Linked DNA regions of Homo sapiens: region 2 is linked to region 1. Evidence: read pairs that join two places in POLR2A ChIA-PET (ENCODE). Cell type or tissue: Panc1. All regions are shown on one strand. Links, peaks and the distances in the headings refer to the core of each region. The heading gives the core; the rest is flanking DNA. Region 1 overlaps SRL (sarcalumenin). Region 2 overlaps ADCY9 (adenylate cyclase 9).

Region 1 (10,425 bases), core at 767-8,766:
TTCCACGACCTTCACTACAGTCACTTCCAAGAGTAAATTACCTGGATACACCAACCAGTCCCCTCCTGGGTCCGATGAAGGGATCGAGCCCTCGAGCCAGCTTTGAGGAACACATCAGAGAAGTGGCAGTGGGGGAGGCAGATCCTTGTCCTTCCTGGGAACTCCTGTTCTTAGTTGTCGAGTGTCCTAAACCACTGCCCCACCCCTTGAGGAAACCAGGAGCAAGTCCGGGGGATTGGCTCAAAACCCAGGTGGAGGCCGGGTGCGGCAGCTCATGCCTGTAATCCCAGCACTTTGGGAGGCCGAGGCGGGTGGATCACTTGAGGTCAGGAGTTCGAGGCCAGCCTGGGCAACATGGTGAAGTCCCGTTTCTACTAAAAATACAAAAATTGGCTGGGCATGGTGGTAGGCCTATAATCTCAGCTACTCAGGAGGCTGAGGCAGGAGAATCGCTTGAACCCAGGAGGGGGAGGTTGCAGTGAGCTGAGATTGCACCACTGCACTCCAACCTGGCCGACAGAGCGAGACTCCGTCTCAAAAACACAAAAACAAACCCAGGTATATTCAGACCCAAGAGACTATTCACTGTTGAAAGTCAACCCAAAGTTAAGAGGCAGCCGAGGGCTGGGGAACAAACGCGAGACTGTGGGTGTGGAAAGAAGCCAAAATGGACCTGACAATCTCTACGACTCAGGCCTTCGCTGTTTTCCCAGCTCACAGGGAACAAAGGAATTTCAGCTGCTTTTAGCTTATTTGACCCTCACTGATTTAAGATACACTAGAATTTAGCTGCTCTCTGTCCTTCCAAGACAGGACCCAGGAAAAGCAGGTGGAGGCTGACTTGCCTCAATCAGGCCTCCTCATTGAAGCAACAAGACAAGCACACAGGAATTCACAGTTTCCACTCTCCTCCCTAGACCCACACACCTGCCCCGACCCCTGGCCTCAATGAACTCCCAACTCTCCACTGTGTAATAATTCCTGCCAGTGTGGCTCAAAGGGTTAATAAACCAGGACCTCTCAGACAGTTAGGACACAAGCTGATTCACCAACAGGAACCCAAGGACCGCTCCACCACCTAGTGCTTCCTGTAGCGATTTTTTGGTGTTTCGCTACACCCTGTTTTGTCACAGTTGAGAGCACCTGGATTCTTCCCGAGCCCGAGGCTACCCAGGAGGCCCGGAAGCTCCTGAGTGATGGCCCGCTCAATCTTCTCCAGAAAGCAACCTCCCATGTAGGAGCACTGCTGGGAGAGCAGTTTGAAACTGGAAATGGGATTGATGCCGAAGAAGTCCTTATAGGCCTCGCGGTTGGGAAGGTCAAATTTGCTGACATTGGTCTTTGCCAGGATGGTCTTGAAGATGTAGAATTTATCGGGATCTTCCACAATGTCCTTAAAGACCAGTTCTCCATCACTGAAGAAGGTCATTTTGTCCTTGTAAGTCTGCAGGTAGCGGTCAACCAGGAGGGCGTGGATGCGGACCCGGATGGCGTGCTGGCGGATGAAGGCAATCTTGTTCTCCAGTCTGTTCTCGATCACCTGATTCAGGTCTTCTAGGAGGGAGATCTCTTCTTGGAGGAACAGTTCCTGATGGGTGTCCGGCTTATACTCTTGTGGCCAGAAGGAGCTGACGTAAACCCTTGGGGGCTCTGTGACATTGATGAGAGGGGCCAAGCTCCAGAAGAGGGCCCCGTAAACCCGCATGAGCATTTGGGTGGCCAGATTGTCAGCCTTGTTCAGGATGATCCTTATCTGGGATTCACGCCCCTTCAACTGGCGGAAGAGCATCTCCAGCTCTAGACCCACATCCAGCTTTGTTGGGTCAAAGACGACAAAGATGAGGTCAGCTCTGTCGATGAACCACTGGCACACGTCGTTGAAGGGGTAGCCTTTGGGAGACAGAAGTGAGAAGTCAAACTGAGTAGGCCTCCCTCAAAGCCCGCGCACCTCCTTTCAGAACTAAACCATTCTGGGGGTTGAAAGAAGGAACAGCGCTACGGATTTTCTGGGTTTCTACAGACTATTAAAAAATCAATTGCATATCTCCTGTCCCTTGCCAATCTTCAACCAAGAACAGCCTGATCCTTGTTTTTCTTGTTGGTTTGTTTTTTGAGACAGGGTCTCACTCTGTCACCCAGGCTGGAGTGCAGTGGCATGATTATAGCTCACTGCAGCCTCAACCTCCCGGGTTTAAGAATCCTCCCACCTCAGCCTCCCAAAGTGCTGGGGTAATAGGCGTGAGCCACCATGCCCCACCTGATCATTGTTTTAATCTACTGTGAAATCCAAGTTTCCAAGAAAGCTAAATACCTGTTCAAAATGGAGATTGTCCTATTGTCTAAAAGGATCTGGGGCAATGGCAAAGATGCTGAGGGAGAGAAATGAGGAATTAGAAGAACATGAAAGAATGAATGCATTATTTACGGGGAAGGAATGTGGGCTTAGCATTGAGACCTGGACTAGAATTTGAGCTTTGCCCCTGGCGAGCTGTATATTAAATGCCTCTAAGCTCTACCTTTTTAGCTCCAAAATGACAAGAAGAACAATATCAACATCTGAACTGATATAAAGATTACCATGTTGCTGTAAATATAGGACAGCACCTAAAATTCCAGTCATACAGCTGGTGCAGAATACATTTTAATTCCATTAGCTTCTTATTTCCTAGTTTTCTTTGCAAATAAGAAAACTGAGGAGATGAGGACTACCTGTCTTAAAAACATTGAAATCTTTTTTTTTTTACAATAATGTATAAAATTATCCAACGTGTAGTAGGGGTACAATTTACTATTATAATTATTAACATTATTAACATTACTAATAATACTACTAATGTCATTATACCATAATAATATAATTAAATATACTATAATATTATTACTAATATTACTACTAATATTATTAATTGCTTCTAATATTACTGCTAATATCATTACTACAAGATCTATTTATAACCACAATTGGAGTTGTAACCATAAACTGAGATCCACCGTCTGCTCACACATTCCTGCACTGCCCTGTTCAGGACTCACTGCAGACAGCCTTGCCTCATGGCAGGACTCAGTGGCCTACTCCATAGCCACATGCCTGGTGGATCTGGCTTCTAGTCTTGTGGCCTGGTTGTCAGCCTTGTTCATTAAATACATTCACACTGTTGCACAACCATCATGGCCATCCCTCTCTGGAACTTATTCATCTTCCCAAATTGAAAATTCTGTACCCATTAACAGTAACTGCCCATCTCCCCTTCCCCCCAGCCCCTGGTTAAAACCACTCTGGTTTCTGTCTTTCTCATTTTGCCTACTCTCATGTAAGTGAAGTCAGACATTAGCATTCCCCTGCTACCTGAGGGCAAGTAGGGCTTTGAAGAAGCCTGCTAAAGGCTTATGGGGAAGCAACCCTGGAAAAGCAGAAACCGGGAATAGGAGGAGTTGAAGGTCAGGTTCAACCTACAGCAGGCCCAGGAGCACCAAACCCAATTTAGCCAGAAGTCAAACATACTGGTACTGGGATCCAATTAGTCCAGGCCCTTGGCTACACAGGACACACAGGGCCTCCCAAAGACAACTGAGCCCCAGCTTGAACCTCTCAGAGCTGCTTGCAGAGAGGACTAGGCCCCCACTTTGGAAAATATTGCCGTCTCCAAACCAAATCAGTCCTTGGGGAGGTAGGAGCACCAGGCACTCCAAAACCCAGATGGCATCGCAGTAACGACAAGAAGGGTGGAAGTTAAGAATGCCTCTCCTGGTCTTAGGCAACACTGGGCACACTTCCTCTCCCTGCCTGCCTACCACCCACTGTCAAAAGTAGTTTTCTTTTCTTCCTTTTTTTTTTTCTGAGACAGAGTCTTGCTGTGTCACTAAGGCTGGAGTGCAGTAGCATGACCACAGCTCACTGCAGCCTTGACCTCCTGGGCTCAAGCAATCCTCCCAACTCAGCCTCCCGAGTAGCTGGGACTACAGTCATGTGCCACCATGCCAACCTAATTTTTATATTTTTTGTAGAGGCGGGGTTTTGCCATGTTGTCCAAGCTGGTCTAGAACACCTGGGCTTAAGTGATCCACCTGCCTTGGCCTCCCAGAGTGCTGGGATTACAGGTGTGAGCCACTGTGCCCAGCCTTATTTATTCATTTATTTATATAAGTTAGGGTCTCACTCTTGCCCAGGCTGGAGTAGAGTGGCACGATTACGGCTCATTGCAGCCTCAACTTCCTCAGCTCAAGCAATCTTCCCACCTCAGCCTCCTGGGTAGCTAGGACCATAGGCACATGCGAACATGCCTGGCTATTGTTTAAATTTTTTTGTAGAGATGAGGTTTCACTATGTTGCTCAGGCTGGTCTTGAACCTCCGGCCTCAAGGGATCCTCCTGTCTTGGTCTCCCAAAGAGTTGGGATCACAGGCATGAGCCATCATGCCTGGCCAAAAATAATTTTTTGAAACAGAGCTTACACTGTTCAGAAATGAGGGCTAAATTACCTCTTTCTTGCTGCTTGCGGTTCTCGATGATGCCTGGTGTATCCACAAAAGTGACCCTCTCCAGAAGTTTGTGGGGAACCTCAATGCCAATCAGCTTCTCTAGGAAATTCTGGCCAAACTTCTCAAGGGGTGAGAAGGAACGGGCGCTGTCAGCAGCCATGACGATGCCCTCGATGGTTTTCAGCTTAGGCCCATGCATGAGGACCGTGAACTCAGAGGTGGTGGGTTCAGCGCCTGGGCACACGGGGTGAGAGGTGAAGGAATACATGATCTCTGTGAAACAGATCTACTGAGAAGCATGTGTATATGCCTGGTGTCACAGGGAGACTTTTGCAACAGAATTGGATATGTTTGCCAAGCTATTGGGGCTTTCTTTTAATTGTGGTAAAACATACATAACATAAAATTTACCTTTTTTTTCTTTTTGAGATGGAGTCTTGCTCTGTCACCCAGGCTGGAAAGCAGTGGTGCAATCTCAGCTCACTGCAGCCTCCATCTCCCAGGTTCAAGCGATTCTCCCACCTCAGCCTCCCGAGTAGCTGAGATTACAGGCACTCGCCACCATGCCTGGCTAATTTTTGTATTTTTAGTAGAGACAGAGTTTCACCGTGTTGGCCAGGCTGGTCTCGAACTTCTGACCTTAATGATCTGCCCACCTTGGCCTCCCGAAGTGCTGGGATTACAGGTGTGGGCCATTGCTCCTGGCCTAAATTTACCATTTTAATCATTTTAAAGCATGCAGTTCAGTGGCATTAAGCACATTCACCCTGTTGTGCAACCATCGCCACCATCCAGGTCCAGAATGTTTTTATCTTCCCAACTGAAAACTCTGTATCCATTAAACAGTCATTCCCCATTTCCTCTTCCCCCAGTCCCTGGTTACAAGCACTCTGGCGTCTCTCTCTCTGATTTTGCCTTCTTTTTTTTTTTTTTTTTTTTTCCTTTTTGGAGCAGAGTCTCACTCTATCGCCCAGGCTGGAGTGCAGTGGCATGATCTCAGCTCACTGCAACCTCCGCCCCCGGGTTCAAGCGATTCTCCTGCCTCAGCCTCCCAAGTAGCTGGGATTACAGGTGCCCAGCACCATGCCCAGCTAATTTTTGTATTTTTAGTAGAGACAAGGTTTCACCATCTTGGCCAGGCTGGTCTTGAAGTCCTGACCTTGTGATCAACCCACCTCGGCCTCCCAAAGTGCTGGGATTACAGGCGTGAGCCACCGCGCCCAGCCGCCTACTGTCATATAAGTGAAATCAGACAGTATTTGTCCTCTTGTGTCTGTCTTCTTTCTTTTAGCATAATGTCTTCATGGTTCATCCATGTAGCAGATATCAGAATTTCATTCCTTTTTAAGGCTGAATAATAATTTATGTATGAACAGACCACATTTTCTTGATCCTTTCATCCATTGATGAACATTTGACTGGTTTCCATGTTTTGGCTATTGTGAATAATGCTGCTATGGACATTGGTGCAGATGTCTTTTTTTGTTTTCTGTTTTTTCCAAATTTTCTTTTTTTTTTTTTTTTTTTTTTTTGTGAGACAGAGTCTCACTCTGTCGCCCAGGCTGGAGTGCAGTGGCGCGATTTTGGCTCACTGCAACCTCTGCCTCCTGGGTTCAAGCAATTCCGCTGCCTCAGCCTCCCAAGTAGCTGGGACTACAGGCACCCGCCATCACACCCAGCTAATTTTTTGTATTTTTAGTAGAGACGGGGTTTCACCATGTTGGCCAGGCTGGTCTCGAACTCCTGACCTCAGGTCATCCTCCTGCCTCAGCCTCCCAAAGTGCTGGGATTACAGGCATAAAGCCACCATGCACAGCCTTTTTCAAATTTTGTATTTTAACACGTGCATGTGGCATAACTTTTCTTTCCTTTTTTTTTTTTTTTTTTGAGACGGAGTCTCGCTCTGTCACCCAGGCTGGAGTGCAGTGGCACAATCTCAGCTCACTACAATCTCTGCCTTCTAGGTTCAAGCAATTCTCATGTCTCAAGTTCCTGAGTAGCTGGGATTACAGGAACGTGTCACCATGCTTAGCTAATTTTTGTATTTTTTTTTTAGTAGAGATGGGTTTTTGCCATGTTGGCCAGGCTGGTCTCAAACTGACGGCCTCAAGTGATCCACTGCCTTGGCCTCCCAATGTGCTGGGATTACAGGCATGAGTCATAATGTCCGGCCAGTGATTTAAATTTTCATGGTGCTTTTACATACAACATTCAAATCCCAACAATCACACAAGAATATTGATTACCTGTATAGAGCTGATAGCGAGTATTTTCCAGCCCAAGGAGGTAGTTTATCATGGTAGATTTACCAACACTCCACGGTCCCAGGAACAGTACCATGGGCTTGGAGGTAATCTCTCCATCTGTGGGCAACAGGAAGTAGAAATGGAATAAAACTAACAAAAGTTCACACAAGGGGTATGGCACCGTACTCCAAAGCATCTCACCGTCCATCCAACTGAGTTGTGGAATTCTCCATGAATCAGACGTGTGTAGCCCCCAGTGGCGCTTCTCTTGCTACGTAAGTGTGATCACCCAGTAAAAAGACACAGAAGTCACTTTTGGGCCTTGCCCAGATCCTTGGCACGTCTGCCCCCACCACAAGAAGGATCTCAGTGAATTCAACAAACCCTGACTCCGAACTCACTCTGGGTGAGGTCTCCTGGTTAAATCTGGAGGAGAAAAGCCCATAGAGAAAGGAGGACGGAGCTTCCACATGGAGAGAATCTGGGTTGAGAATGGAGGATGGATGTGGAGCAGCTTGTATAATCTTGGGTGGTCTGGACTCAGACCCTTCCTGTCTCCAGCCTCTGCAGCTCTCCTCTCCTCCAGCCTGGGGCTCCCCAAATTCCCAATACAGCCTAATCCTGGACTCTGAGGCCAGTGTCTCTCTCTCTCTTTCTGCCCTCTTTTGTTTAGAATCAGGGTCTCCGTTGCCCAGGCTGAAATGCAGTGGTGCAATTGTGCCCCACTACAATTACTGGGCTCAAGCAATCCTCCCACTTCAGCCTCCCAAGTAGTAGCTAGGACTACAGGCATGCACCACTATGCCCAGCAAATTTAAAAATTTTTTTTTGTAGAGATGGGGTCTTGCAACGTTGCTCAGGCTGGTCTCAAACTTCTGGGCTCAAGCAATCTTCTCACTTGGCTCCCCAAAATGCTGGGATTACAGCTATGAACCATTGCACTTACCCTCTTCTAGGGCCACTCTCAAACACTAGCCTCTAAAGTCCATGACAAATTTGCCAGTGCCCAAAACCAAACAATGAACTGGCAATTCTTGGGTCCTGCATCCAATGTCCTTCCGAAGGCCATGTTGGGGAGATGACCCTGCAAGGGCCACTCCAGGTGGGTCCCTAAGAGGAAAAATAGAATGCTCTCGTGCTTTCAAATCCAGTGGACAGGGAGGGAAGGGGAGAGGCTTTCAACGTGGGGTGTGGTCAGTCTTATTGCAGATTTTCAGGCCTCAGCTCTTCCAGCTCTTCTCTGGACTACAGCACAGAGGGCCAGTCCTGCATAACTCAGCACTGAAGTTCTCCAGACTCGTCTCCCTGAGGCCAGCAGGCCACCCTAAAAACACTAGGCACTCCCCTTTTGTTTCATTTATTTATCATGATTTTAATTTATTTAATTTCTTGGTTCAAAGATCAGGAATATAAAAAGGTAAACAGTGAAAAGTCTCCCATCTCCATCCCAGTCTGCCTCAGCCCTGACACCCCCTGGAATAGGTAACCACTGCTGACTTCTTACATGTTATTTTAGACATTTTAATGCATATATAAGCAATATTTGTAGCTAACATATTCCCCATCTTTTTTTTTTTTTTTTTTTTTTTTTGAGACAGTGTCTCACTCTGTCGCCCAAACCACAGTGCAGTGGTGTGATCATAGCTCATATAGCCTCAACCTCCCAGGCTCAAGCGATCCTCCCACCTCAGCCTCCTGAGTAGCTGAGACCACAGGCATGTACCACCAAGCCCAGCTCATTTTTGTATTTAGAGTAGAGATGGGGTCTTGCCATGTTGCCTAGGCTGGTCTCCAACTCCTGGGCTCAAGAGATCCACCCACCTTGGCCTCCCAAAGTGCTTCTATTGCAGGCATGAGCCCGGCACCCAGCCCCTCCCCATCTTCTTTTCTTTTCCTTTTTTTTTTTTTTTTTTTTTGAGACAGAGTCTTGCTCTGTTCCCCAGGCTAGAGTGCAGTGGCACAATCTCAGCTCACTGCAGCCTCTGCCTCCTGGGTTCAAGCCATTCTCCTGCCTCAGCCTCCCAAGCAGCTGGGACTACAGGTGCGTGCCACCACGCCTGGCTAATTTTTGTATTTTTAGTAGAGATGGGGTTTTACCATGTTGCCCAGGCTGGTCTCGAACTCTTGACCTCAAGTGATCCACCTGCCTCGGCTTCCCAAAGTGCTGGGATTACAGGCGTGAGCCCCCACACCCGGCCCCATCTTTTTACAGAGAGCGTTGCCATATGCTTCCTCTTCTGTATCTTGCCTTCGGATGCTCTGGTCTTCCTTCTCCGAGGCTAAAGCTCAGTCCTAACCAGGTGGTGTCTTATACATGGCAGGCACATGTACGTTGCCTGAAAGCAACACCATGGCCCTGCCCCATCCCTCCCTGTCTGTGAATACACAGGAGACACTCACATCTCTGTGGAAGTCAAGCCCTGGCTGGGGGCCAGGAAGGGATAAGGAGGCTGAGAGGGTGGCAGGAATCCCCAGTTACAGCCACAGAGATGTCACAGTATCTTAACACCGGCCCAGGCGACACCAAGGAGAGCCCTAGATGTTCCGGTTCTCCGAGACAAACCACAAACAGGGCCCTTTCCTGGTGCTGTGGTTTCGGCTCCTCACAGCAGGGGGCACCGCTGGCCTATACAGGAGGTGGGAGGTGAGCCTGGGAGAGGTTACAAGGAAGCTGGCCAGAGACTAGGAGTTAAGAACCAAGCCCAAAAGGTGAGTGCAGGGGCAAGGAAGCGGGACCTCCCTGCAGAGCGCCATGCCCTGGGGACTCTGGAGCTCCTGGCCCTGCTGCTGTACACACAAGTTTCCTAGGAGGGCCAAGACTCCGGGTCTTAGGGCCAAGAGAGAAAGAAAAACCCTTCGGGAGGCTCTGCAAGCTCATACCAATAGCTGTGCATCCACTACAAAGGGGGGCGATAATTGGCTGCTAGGCTACAAAAAATAGTACAGGTAGCTGTGGAACAGGGTATTCCCTGCTTCCAGCTGTGTGATCCTGGGTAACCCAGCACGTCTCTGGGCCTCAGGCTCCCCTCTGTAGAGCAGGAAGAATACAAACCCTATTACACCCTGGCCACTTACAGCCATCCAGAGCATCAAATGAGATCATATAGAAACAGCCCAATTAACACAGGGAAAGATTTCTAATCTCATTCAAAAAACAATAAGATACCACTGCTAAATTTTTTAAAGATGAGTAACATTTTTAAATTGCATTGCTGTTGGGAAACAAGGACTCTCATCTACTGTTATTGTGAGTACAAATTGGTATCATGGGAGACAATATGGCAACAACTAGCAAAATGTTTAATTCCAGGGTTCCAATTTTTTTTTTTTTTTGAGACAGGGTCTCACTCTGTCGCCCAGGCTGGAGTGCAGTGGTGCAATCTCAGTTTACTGCAATCTCTGCCTCCCAGGCTCAAATGATCCTCCTGCCTCAGCCTCCCGAGTAGCTGGGACCACAGGCGCATGCCACCATGTCCAGCTATTTTTTTCTTTTTTTGAGATGGAGTCTCACTCTGTCACCCAGGCTGGAGTGCAGTGGCACAATCTCGGCTCACTGCAACCTCTGCCTCCCCAGTTCAAGTGATTCTCGTACCTCAGCTTCCCCAGTAGCTGGGATTATAGGCACCCACCACCACACCCAGCCAATTTTTGGATTTTTAGTAGAGGCAGGGTTCTGCCATGTTGGCCAGGCTGGTCTCAAA
Region 2 (10,425 bases), core at 1,039-9,038, 240 kb before region 1:
GGACTAGCCTGAGCAACATAGTGAGACCTCATCTCTATAAAATAAATACATAAAACAGTTGCACCTTATCTTCTTAGCTCTTAATTGAATTAATGTCCTGAAAGTTCACATAAATGACATTCTTCAATATTCAAAAAGAAGCCAAAACAAAACCCAGTCTCCAGGCATCAGGTTGGATGAGGACTTTAGAAGTCTACGGATGTCCTTCATTTAGGTTTGTTTGTTTGTTTGTTTGTTTTAGACGGAGTCTTGCTCTGTTGCCCAGGCTGGAGTGCAGTGGCGCGATCTCAGGGCTCACTGCAACCTCTGCCTCCCAGAGGTTCCAAGCACTTTTCCTGTCTCAGCCTCCAGAGTAACTGGGATTATAGGCGCATGCCACCACGCCCAGCTAATTTTTTTGTATTTTTAGTAGAGATGGGGTTTCACCATATTGGCCAGGCTGGTCTCAAACTCCTGACCCTGTGATTCACCTGCCTCAGCCTCCCAAAGTGCTGGGATTACAGGGGTGAGCCACCACACCTGGCCAAAATTTAGGTTTTTTTAAAGCTTAAAAAAAATGTTTTGGGGTCTTGCTCTGTTGCCTAGGCTGGAGTGCAGTAGTGAGATCATAGCTCACTGCAGCTTCACCTCCTGCGCTCAAGCGATCCTCCCAACGCAGCCTCCCAAGTAGCTGGGATCATATGTGTACACCACCGTGCCTGGCTAATTTTGAAAAATTTTTCGTAGAAAAAATTTCTACAAGATTTTTTGTAGAAAAATTTGTAGAAACGAGGTCTCACTATGTTGCCCAGGTCTCAAACTTCTGGGCTCAAGTGATCTTCCCGTCTCAACCCCACAAAGTGCTGGGATTACAGGAATGAGCAACTGCACCCAGGCAAAGTCATATTTTTTTTCACCTGAGAGCTCCAATTGCCACGAAAATCTCAAATTATATTCTATGATAATTCAAGTTAAATGGGCAAGTAATATTTCTTTTCTTTCCTTCTAAGTGCCTGAAATACTAGAAATACACAATAATGGCTTTTAAAAAACTACCTAACACAATAAAAAATTGTGATAGAATTTATTGTGTAATCAACAAGTTAGGGAAAACTGATTTTGCATTAAAGGAACATCTTCTGTTTCTGTTAAACAGCAGGAAGGACAAGACACCAGCGCAATGAGCTTTTTTTTTTTTTTTGGGGGGGGATGGAGTCTCCCTCTGTCTCCCAGGCTGGAGTGCAGTGGCATGATCTTGGCTCACTGAAACCTCTGTCTCCCAGGTTCAAGCGATTCTCCTGCCTCAGCCTCCCAAGTAGCTGGGATTACAGGTGCATGCCACCACACCTGGCTAATTTTTTTTTTTTTTTCTAGTAGAAGCTGGATTTCACCATGTTGGCCAGGCTGGACTCGAACTGCTGACCTCAAGTGATCCGCCCGCCTTGGCCTCCCAAAGTGCTGAGACTACAGGCGTGAGCCACCGTGCCCGGCCAGCAATCTGTCTTTTCTATGGAGGCACAAATGTGCAGCAAACCTTGCCTCTCCCCTATGACCATTTGGATAATTTGGTTACTCTGTAGACACCGAGTTGAGGATTTTCAGAGATCAGGCTTATTTGAGCAATTAAACATTTCTCCATTCTAAGCATACACTAGATAATAAATATTCCACACATAATTTAAGCAATGAATCTTATGAAAAGAGCGACGGAGGGAGAAGGGGGAAAATACATTTTTCCTCGTGGTCACTTTCTGAACTACTGTCTAAGCCTGACATTAAACTCACACCCTCCCCCTCCATCTGGGTTCTTCGTTCTTTCCTTGAAAAGGAGGAGGAAGGAAAAGAAACCGTTTGGCTGTAATACCGCGCTCTGTTTCTGGCTGTTACCAGCAAAAACACTGTGGCCAATGATGCCCAGTTAGAACCTGGGCTTTCTAACCTGATAAACAGAAAAGCCTTCTGCCAACACTTCAATGGGGCATCCTGAGGCCAGAGGAGGCTCCAGGGGTTTTCAGCTCGTTGGCAGAAAAGCATAGCATAACAGCAGACTATCTTCCAGGTAGAGGCATATTTGCGTATGTGAAAACAGAATTTACTGGCGGAAAAGTCATTCTCTTGAAGTCAAAGCAGTGCCTGGTGATCTTGTTGCTGAAGGTTTATCTACAGTCCTAGAGTCAGGGAGGGGGAGGGTGATGGCGGAATGGGGGTGGAGGCCACAGGCGGAGTGCAGAACCGTGGCATCCTGGGGCTTGAGGAAGGCAGGTGTGTCCTTGGAGAAGAATAAATGTCCTAGAGACGCAGAACCAAAGCTGGAGCTGGGCTGAGCTGAGACCCGAGGGTTCCCACAGGCCAGTTCTGGAGGAGATAGAGAAGGCTAGAAAGCCGTGGAGAATACGGGATGGGGGTCCTGGGAGGGCAGGGCTAGGGGGCGGTTCAGGTGCGTCTTGGCACAAGCATGTCTGTGCCCCCGGGCGTCCTGAGCAGAGCGGGGTGTCAGGGCGGGGCGCGGGCATTTCGCTCCTCTCTCCCTGAACCCTTTCACATCCTTCCCGATCCTGTTTTGCGTTATCCCAGGATCACACGCACAAATCCAAACAAACTTTTCTGGTCCCGTTCATCTCCCTCTCATCCTAGAGGGCACGGATTTTGTTTGATGAGAAAATAAAGAAGGTCAGAGGGAGACAGGACACAGAAACAGCAGCTCTCGGGAGGGCAGCTGGAGGCCGGGCTAGGGCTGCCTCCACTGTGCCAGGGCTGGGGGGGATTGGCAGAGACGTCTGGGTCCCCAACCATCGGCTCTTCCCTCAAAGAGCAGCGGGGGCTCTGCGGGAGGATACACTACCCTGAAAGACTCTCACCAGCCAACCCAAGCCAGTGTTTGTTCTGCCTGGCTCTGGGACCCTCCCGCCAGGACCCCAAACACTGCCGAGGGAGGAATTTTAAAAATAAAATGGATGGGCCGGGCACGGTAGCTCACGCCTGTAACCCCAGCACTCTGGTAGCCTGAGGCGGGCAGATCACCTGAGATCAGGAGTTCAAGACCAGCCCAGCCATGGTGAAACTCCATCTCTACTAAAAATACAAAAAATTAGCCGGGTGTGGTGGTGTGCACCTGTAATCCCAACTACTGGGGAGGCTGAGGCAGAAGAATCACTTGAACCTGGGAGGTGGAGGTTGCAGTGAGCCGAGATCGCGCCATTGCACTTCCAGCCTGGGCAACAAGAGTGAAACTCCGTCTCAAAAAAAAAAAAAAAAAAAAAGAAAAACAAAAAAAGATGATCTTATGGGCAGCAGCTGCCATGAGCTCCTTCATCAAGGAACCAACACAGAAGTGGTGCAGTTGTTTTCTCTGAATCTTTCTCGTCGGTTACTTTTTTTTTTTTTTTTTTGAGAGAATCTTGCTCTGTCGCCCAGGCTGGAGTGCAGTGGTGCAATCCTGGCTCACTGCAACCTCTGCCTCCTGGGTTCAAGCGATTCTCGTGCCTTAGCCTCCAAGTAGCTGAGACCACAGGCACCCACCACTACGCCTGGCTGATTTGATTTTTGTATTTTTAGTAGAGACAGGGTTTCACCATGTTGGCCAGGCTAGTCTTGACTCCTGACCTCAGGTGATCCTCCCGCCTCGGCCTCCCAAAGTGCTGGGACCACAGGCGGGAGCCACCATGCCCTGCCTCGGTTGCTTTTTATTCAGAGGTTGAACTCTCCATAAAGCCATGGACAAAAAAATCATCTTGCATGCGTTAGGGTTGACGTTAACAGCCCTATTTAAAAATGTTGGCCAGGCACGGTGGCTCACATCTGTAATCCCAGCACTTTGGGAGGCTGAGGTGGATGGATCACTTGAGCCCAGGAATTTGAGACCAGCCTGAGCAACATGGTGAAACCCCATCTCCACAAAAAATACAAAAACCAGCAGGGCGTAGTGGCACGCACTTGTAGTCCTTGCTACTTAGGAGGCAGAGACAGGAGGATGGCTTGAGGCCAGGGAGGTTGAGGTTGCAGTGAGCTGTGATTGAGCCACTGCATTCCAGCTTGGATGACAGAGTGAGACTCTTATCTCAAAAAAAAAAAAAAAAAAAATGTCCGTACTTGATTCCTCATATCTGGAAAGTCCCTTCAGTTTATAAGTGGAATTCACAGTGGTAAAGCCACTGGGACAAGCACAGCTTCTAATCACAGCTGTTTCTCAAATGCTCTCATGTATTGCAGAAAATTTAACAACCTAGGTAAATTAAAAAACCTAAGTAAAGGGAGTTTAGGGCATTATATGGCACACAGTAGTCGCTTGACAAATACTGGCTGGATGTTACTTATCTGTTGGAAATAATTCAACTAACATATTTGTGTACTGAAACGTTTTTTAAGCAGCTCTTCAAATATATTTAGATAACTCACACATTAAATTCTAAAATATAATTTTGATTAAAAATGCATGTATCAACGCTGGGCACAGTGGCTCATGGCTGTAATCCTAGCACTCTGTGAGGCCAAGGCAGGTGGATCACCTGAAGTCAGGAGTTCGAGACCAGCCTGGCCAACATGGTGAAACCCTATCTCTATTAAAAATCCAAAATTTAGCTAGGCGTGGTGGCGCATGCCTGTAATCCCAGCTACTCAGGAGGCTGAGGCAGGAGAATTGTTTGAACCCAGGAGGTGGAGGTTGTGGTGAGCTGAGATCGTGCCACTGCACTCTAGCCTGGGCAACAGAGTGAGACTCTGTCTCAAAAAAAATAAATAAATAAAATAAAAACGCATGTAACAATGAGTAGCATTAACATGCCAAATCAGGTTTCCAGCGGAGAGTCCAGAAACGCTAGGAAACCTCATCTGCAGAGAGTTGGAATGAAAAGTCATCTCTCCTCTGGTTACCGTGGATCAGGGGCACTCTATTTGCATTCGTGGACTCCTGAAATTATATATAAAATCAAAAGATTTGGCCGGGCACGGTGGCTCACTTCTGTAATCCCAGCACTTAGGGAGGCTGAGGCAAGTGGATCACCTGAGGTCTGGAGTTTGAGACCAGCCTGGCCAACGTGGTGAAACTCTGTCTCTACTAAAAATACAAAAGTTAGCCAGGCATGGTGGCACGAGCACCTGTAATCCCAGCTACTCAGGTAACTGAGGCAGAAGAATCACTTGAACCTGGGAGGCGGAGGTTGCAGTGAGCTGAGATCGCACCACTGCACTCCAGCCTGGGCGAGAGAGCCAGACTCTGTCTCAAAAAAACCAAGCAACGAAACAACAACAACAAAAAATCAAAAGTTGTTTTTATGTGCATTTTTTCTGGACAAAGTAACCATAACCTTCATCAAACTATCAAAGCCTTTGCGAGCCAAACCTGTCCCCACCCCGGAAAAAAAACAATGAAGAATCCCCGCTGTTGACTGAGACTCTAACAGGCACGCGGATTACTTAACTCACATCTCCTTCAGACTTTCAGGGCCAGCAGGGATACGAGAATTCCCTAAGCTTAAATTACTCTAATATTCATTAACAACTCTTTAGAGTCATGATATTTAAAAAAACAATTTTTAAAAAGGAACTGTATAAAAATAGACACTTGGGAAGATTTTAAATGTACATGTCCATTGCGTGCAAGTGTGTACTTTTTCTTAATCGCTTCCTCTTGGCTTTCTCCGGTTAGTTTCACTTTCCCAGTACGCGGGATCTATTCCAGGTGGCCACAGCCATAGATTCCCACAGTGGGGGAAAAGCAACCATGTGAACAAGATTTCAGATGAAAGAGAAACCACAAATGATCAGTTCTGGGGCTGATTGCAAAAATTAGAGGCTGCCTTTCTTGGCTGTTTGAGAAATCCTCTAAGTCACTGGGTGCCCTTTCTAGTAGAAAGACCCACGTTCTGGCTGGGCGCGGTGGCTCATGCCTGTAATCCCAGCACTTTGGGAGGCTGAGGAGGACGGATCACTTGAACCCAGGAGTTCGAGAACAGCCTGGCCAACATGGCAAGACCCCGTCTCTGCAAAAAAATACAAAAATTAGCTGGGCATGGTGTTGCGCACCTGTAGTCCCAGCTACTCAGGAGGCTGAGGTGGGAGGATCACCTGAGTCAGGGCAGGTCAAGGCTGCAGTGAGCCCTGATGGTCACTGCACTCCAGCCTGGGTGACAAAATGAGACCCTGTCTCCAAAAAAAAAAAAACCGAACAAAACCTCCATTCTTACAAGACCCTCAAGGCAGCAAGGACGGGTTATTCCCTAAGCTGGAAAGGTGACCAGGGAGGCCTGCAGTGGCGACTCGGGAGGAGAGTGACCTCATCAAACAGCAACCTCATTGGCCCCGGGCTCCAGCAGAGAATCAGCTGGAGGCTGCACCCCCGCAAGTCCATGAGCAACCACCAGAAGCCATGAATTCAGCTCCCTTTGTGGAGTCTACAAAAGAATCTTTGTGCCCTGAAGTTGGTCATAAATACTTAACTTACCAGGCCGGGCACAGTGGCTCATGCCTGTAATCCCAGCACTTCGGGAGGCTGAGGCGCACGGATCACTTGAGGCCAGGAGTTCGAGACCAGTCTGGCCAACATGGTGAAACCCTGTCTCTACTAAAAATATGAAAATTACCCGGGTGTGGTGGTATATGCCTGTAATCCCAGCTGCTAGGGAGGCTGAGGCACGAGAATTGATTGAACCCAGGAGGCAGAGGTTGCAGTGAGCTGAGATCGCACCACGGCACTCCAGCCTGGGTGACAGAGTGAGACTCTGTCTAAATAAATAAAAATTAAAAAAAAAATAACTCATCAGGAAAACCCCTACAGGGGAAGGGGCTCTAACCCCTGGAAGATCCATAGTTTGGCCTCAGATGCGGGAGTGTGGTGAACTCCCAAGAAGTGTAGAAAATGGCATGTGTGTTTTTCTGGGAAGAGGCTCTATGACTTTAAACAGATTCTGAAGGGGCTTTGTGACTTCCTCAAAACACCTGGGACCCCAGTGATCTGTGTACCTGCAATCACTCTTTCCTTTTCAGAAAACCTACTTTTTCCCCCTCAATTCCTTCTCTAAGGATGTTGCAGAAAACTATTTAGGAGGCCTGACAGGGAAAATCTCACAAGCAAAACTTGTCCTGCAACCTTACTTTTATTGTTTAAAAAATTCTGTGTAAAAATAAATACTTTTCAACTCAAGTTAACTGGAGCAAATAGATCCAATTAAAAAAATAACATAAACACAAACAGGGTTTTCTACTTGCCCTGTTTCTGAAGTCATGACGTGAAAGAAAGGCAAACCCACCCAGGTGAGCCACAGATCGCAGAAAACACGAGCTGTCCAAGGAAGACCGCCCTCCTCTCTGAAGCAGTGCTCATCTTTTCAATAAGAAAACACCAGGCATCATATATTTAAATTTTAGAATATTTTAATGTCCATTTCTTCAGTGAATGCATTTTGAAATTATTAGAATTAACAATTTAAAAAGAGCAGATAAAAGGATATATGGAAAATGCAAACAGTCGGTTCTTGCTAATTCAATTTCAGATTCTAGGCATGATGTGATTTTCCAAACAACCAATTAAAAAAAACTCCTTACCTCGAAAATCTAGAAATTCAAATGCAGACGTGTCTTTGGAAACTACAAATGATTACAGCCCATGTGACAGGAAGCACGCGGCCTTCGGCTCTCCGGATCGTGTGCAAATGTGCAGGGGGAGCCCCCGCGGGTGACGTCAGTGTGGATGAAGTCACGGGTGTGGCAGAGCCTGTGGGGCTCTCAAGCTATTCGAGGGTTTTGTAACTGATGCTCTACATTTGTTTGCATTGGATAAAATTGTGTGTGCTTGTTTACCATATATATATATATATATATATATATATATATATATATATATATATGGATATATAATTCGATCTGAGCTGGGACTGAGAAGAAAATAGCAATTGCAACTCAAAGCAACTATTTACACACATTCAATGCTGAAGTATTGCTTCCTGCCCTAAGTTCCTAAGAGGTATTGCCACCCTGAAGCACGACCCATGCCGTCAGCAGCCCTCGTGCCAGCTGCTTAGAAACTCGTGTCTCCAGCACGATGTGCTCGCTGCCAACAGACAAGAGATGCACGGCGTTTCCGCTGCAGAGATTCTGTGGTTCTGCACTGAGGTATGCATCGGAGCAGGGGACGGGGAGGACCCGAGGGGCTTCGTGGCCCAGAGAGAACGTCTGCACTGGCTGTTTAGGAAGGCTCAGGGTGTTTGAAAGACAACGTTAAGCTCTGGGTGAGTCTGCACGGGGCTGAACCAGACTCCACTTTGCAGCTCCTTGGTTTCCCGGGGTGAGGAATCACAAACACCTTTGTGGTTGGGGAAGGAAATGGGCTTGATGGGGAAGAAGTGTGTGCGGAGAACTTTGCGGAGCATGTTCTGAGCGAGACAGCAAGGTCGTGAGCAAACGCCCAGCCCCTCAAAGCTACACAGCCTGGAGGGGAAAGGGGAGGGGAGGACATTCAAATATACACCTTAATACTGATGCAGAAAGAGCTTCATGTGACCACAATCCCCACGAACAAGGAAAGCATCAGGTAGTGTTTTTTAAGGAAAAAAAAAAATCTGCGGTGTTTTATAATACATTCTTTAGAAGCAAGAGGTATTGTCACAACCACCCTTTCTTCGGTATTGGAAGACCAGCAAACTGACAGTCACACCTGACAGGAAACCTTACAGCTAATGGGGGGAGGTGCCCTGGACTCTCAGGACGCCGGGACCCTGGCTCTGGCTGTCCTGATGGGTGGCCATCCCAGGCACCGCCCCTGGAGAGGTGGCGGGTCAGAATTGTGACTTCTTCATGCCGGGGAGGGCAATCTGTATGTCTCTGGGGAGGAGTAGTGATGATGGGGACTGATGCGGTGTGAAAACGAGACAGTGAGATTTGACAGCGGAAAGCAAAATGCACAGGGACAACGGGCAAGACTGACAAGGAGTGCACCCTGGGCCTCATCAGCGTCCCGGGGTCCCCTGAAAGACTGGCTACAACTCCGACCGGACAACTCGGGCGAGCTCACTTCCACACAAACTTCAGACTCAATATGGCAAAACATAATCAGACAGGACCAGCAGCCAACTGCCCGGACGGAGCTCCCCCACACCACCCTCGGGATTCCGCCCCTAACAAACCCCGCGTTTGCATCCAGATGCCTCTGTCCCTAGATACGGTGTGAGAACTCCATTTCAGAGCTGGAATTTGCTCCCCAGATTAAATCCTGCCACTGATAGGCCCTGTGCCATCTGAGAGCGGGAGGCAGCCAAGAAACTTCTGGAATTTGTGGAAGCCAAGATGGCACCGGTGCTGCCGGCACAGACCCCCGTGGTTCTGAGCTGGACCCCGGCAGGGAGGAGCCCCCGTGGGTGGCAGGGGCAGCTGGTGGGCTTCTCCTATTCCCCTAGCCTCAGAATTGCACTGGCCATGCTTTGAGGTCCCACTCAGACCCCTCTTGGGGTGGGGAGGTTGGGGGCGGCCCCAGGTGGCCAAAACACAAAAGAGACATCTGGTTACCTTCCTGGGAACTGCCCTCCCCTGTGGCTATGACCCCCCACCCTGAGGACCCAGCACCCCTCCCGGGAGCGCACATGCTTCCGGGTAAATAAATAAATAAATAAATGCAACCTCGGATGTTTATTTGGTATTTCCCTCTCCGATGAGTCAGCTTCCAGGACCAACACCTCCACTCCCGATGGGGAGACCCCTGGGTGGAGGGTCGGGGGTGAGAGGCGGCTCTGAGACCCCCGAGGCCTGGGCACACGGGCGTCGTGCCCGGCTGGCATTTGCTGTCTTGGCCTGCATGCATGTGGGCGAGCCCCTAAACCCGCTCAGTGCAGGGAGCGCGGCTCACCCACAGCCCACGGGGCGCGGTGCTCGGGAAAGTGCGGGTGGGCAATGGGGGGTGGCGGAGCTGTCGTGACATGCCCCCTTCGCACCCCCTCTTGGCGGATTACTGGCACTTTATATCAGATTCATGAATGCAAGTGTGTGTGCGCATGTGTGCTTACATAGAGAGGTCGGGTCGTAGAGGAACACTGTGACATAGACAGAAACAAAATAAACTCAAAAACAGGGTATTAGCCAGAGAACCGAAAATAGTGTCTCGTGGGACGTGGGAAAAAGCAATAAAAATGAGATCTTAACCACAGCTTTTGTTCTAAAAGTCAAATAATACCCAAAGCCATGATCTCCACTGGCGGCCTCTGTCCCGAGACTCGAGGCCGAGGCCAGCCCTGAAGGCACTTGTTCTCCACCACGTGCTGAACGGATGACCCAGAGGCAGCGGGGTTTCCAGGGAAGGGAGCGAAAGGGAAGAATGGATGAAAATGAACCCTGAATAACTGTGATCCACACAGAAGTTAGGGCTGAAATGACCACATAACACCACGTCCGGGGAGGGCAACTGTGGCGCTTGGAAAGCACAACAGCCAAATACAAATATTACTGTGTTTCGACAAACAGAGC

Evidence for each region. ChIA-PET counts read pairs that join two places held together with the same protein. Peaks named below come from ENCODE experiments on the same cell type or tissue, not always from the same donor. Only the 100,000 strongest peaks of a DNase experiment are listed, where the experiment ranks them.
Region 2: POLR2A ChIA-PET joins it to region 1 with 19 read pairs; 2 of 35 experiments call an interaction of 5 or more read pairs at or near these places.

What each region holds. Positions count from the first base shown.
Region 1 is chr16:4,191,075-4,201,499 of GRCh38, forward strand. It overlaps SRL (sarcalumenin), which reads right to left. Exons shown (of 6, transcript NM_001098814.2): 4 at 6,725-6,841; 5 at 4,479-4,712; 6 at 1-1,890. The coding sequence ends at 1,079. Among named protein-coding and RNA genes, the nearest start is that of SRL, 46 kb to the right of the region's middle. In Panc1, for the core only: no CTCF peak of the experiment used is centred there; no DNase peak of the experiment used is centred there.
Region 2 is chr16:3,955,324-3,965,748 of GRCh38, forward strand. ADCY9 (adenylate cyclase 9) reads right to left here. Exons shown (of 11, transcript NM_001116.4): 11 at 7,330-10,425. Among named protein-coding and RNA genes, the nearest start is that of TRIDDENT, 10 kb to the left of the region's middle. RefSeq lists an enhancer at 6,221-6,720. In Panc1, for the core only: no CTCF peak of the experiment used is centred there; a DNase peak (open chromatin) is centred at 5,568; H3K4me3 peaks cover 1,387 bases; H3K27ac peaks cover 3,522 bases.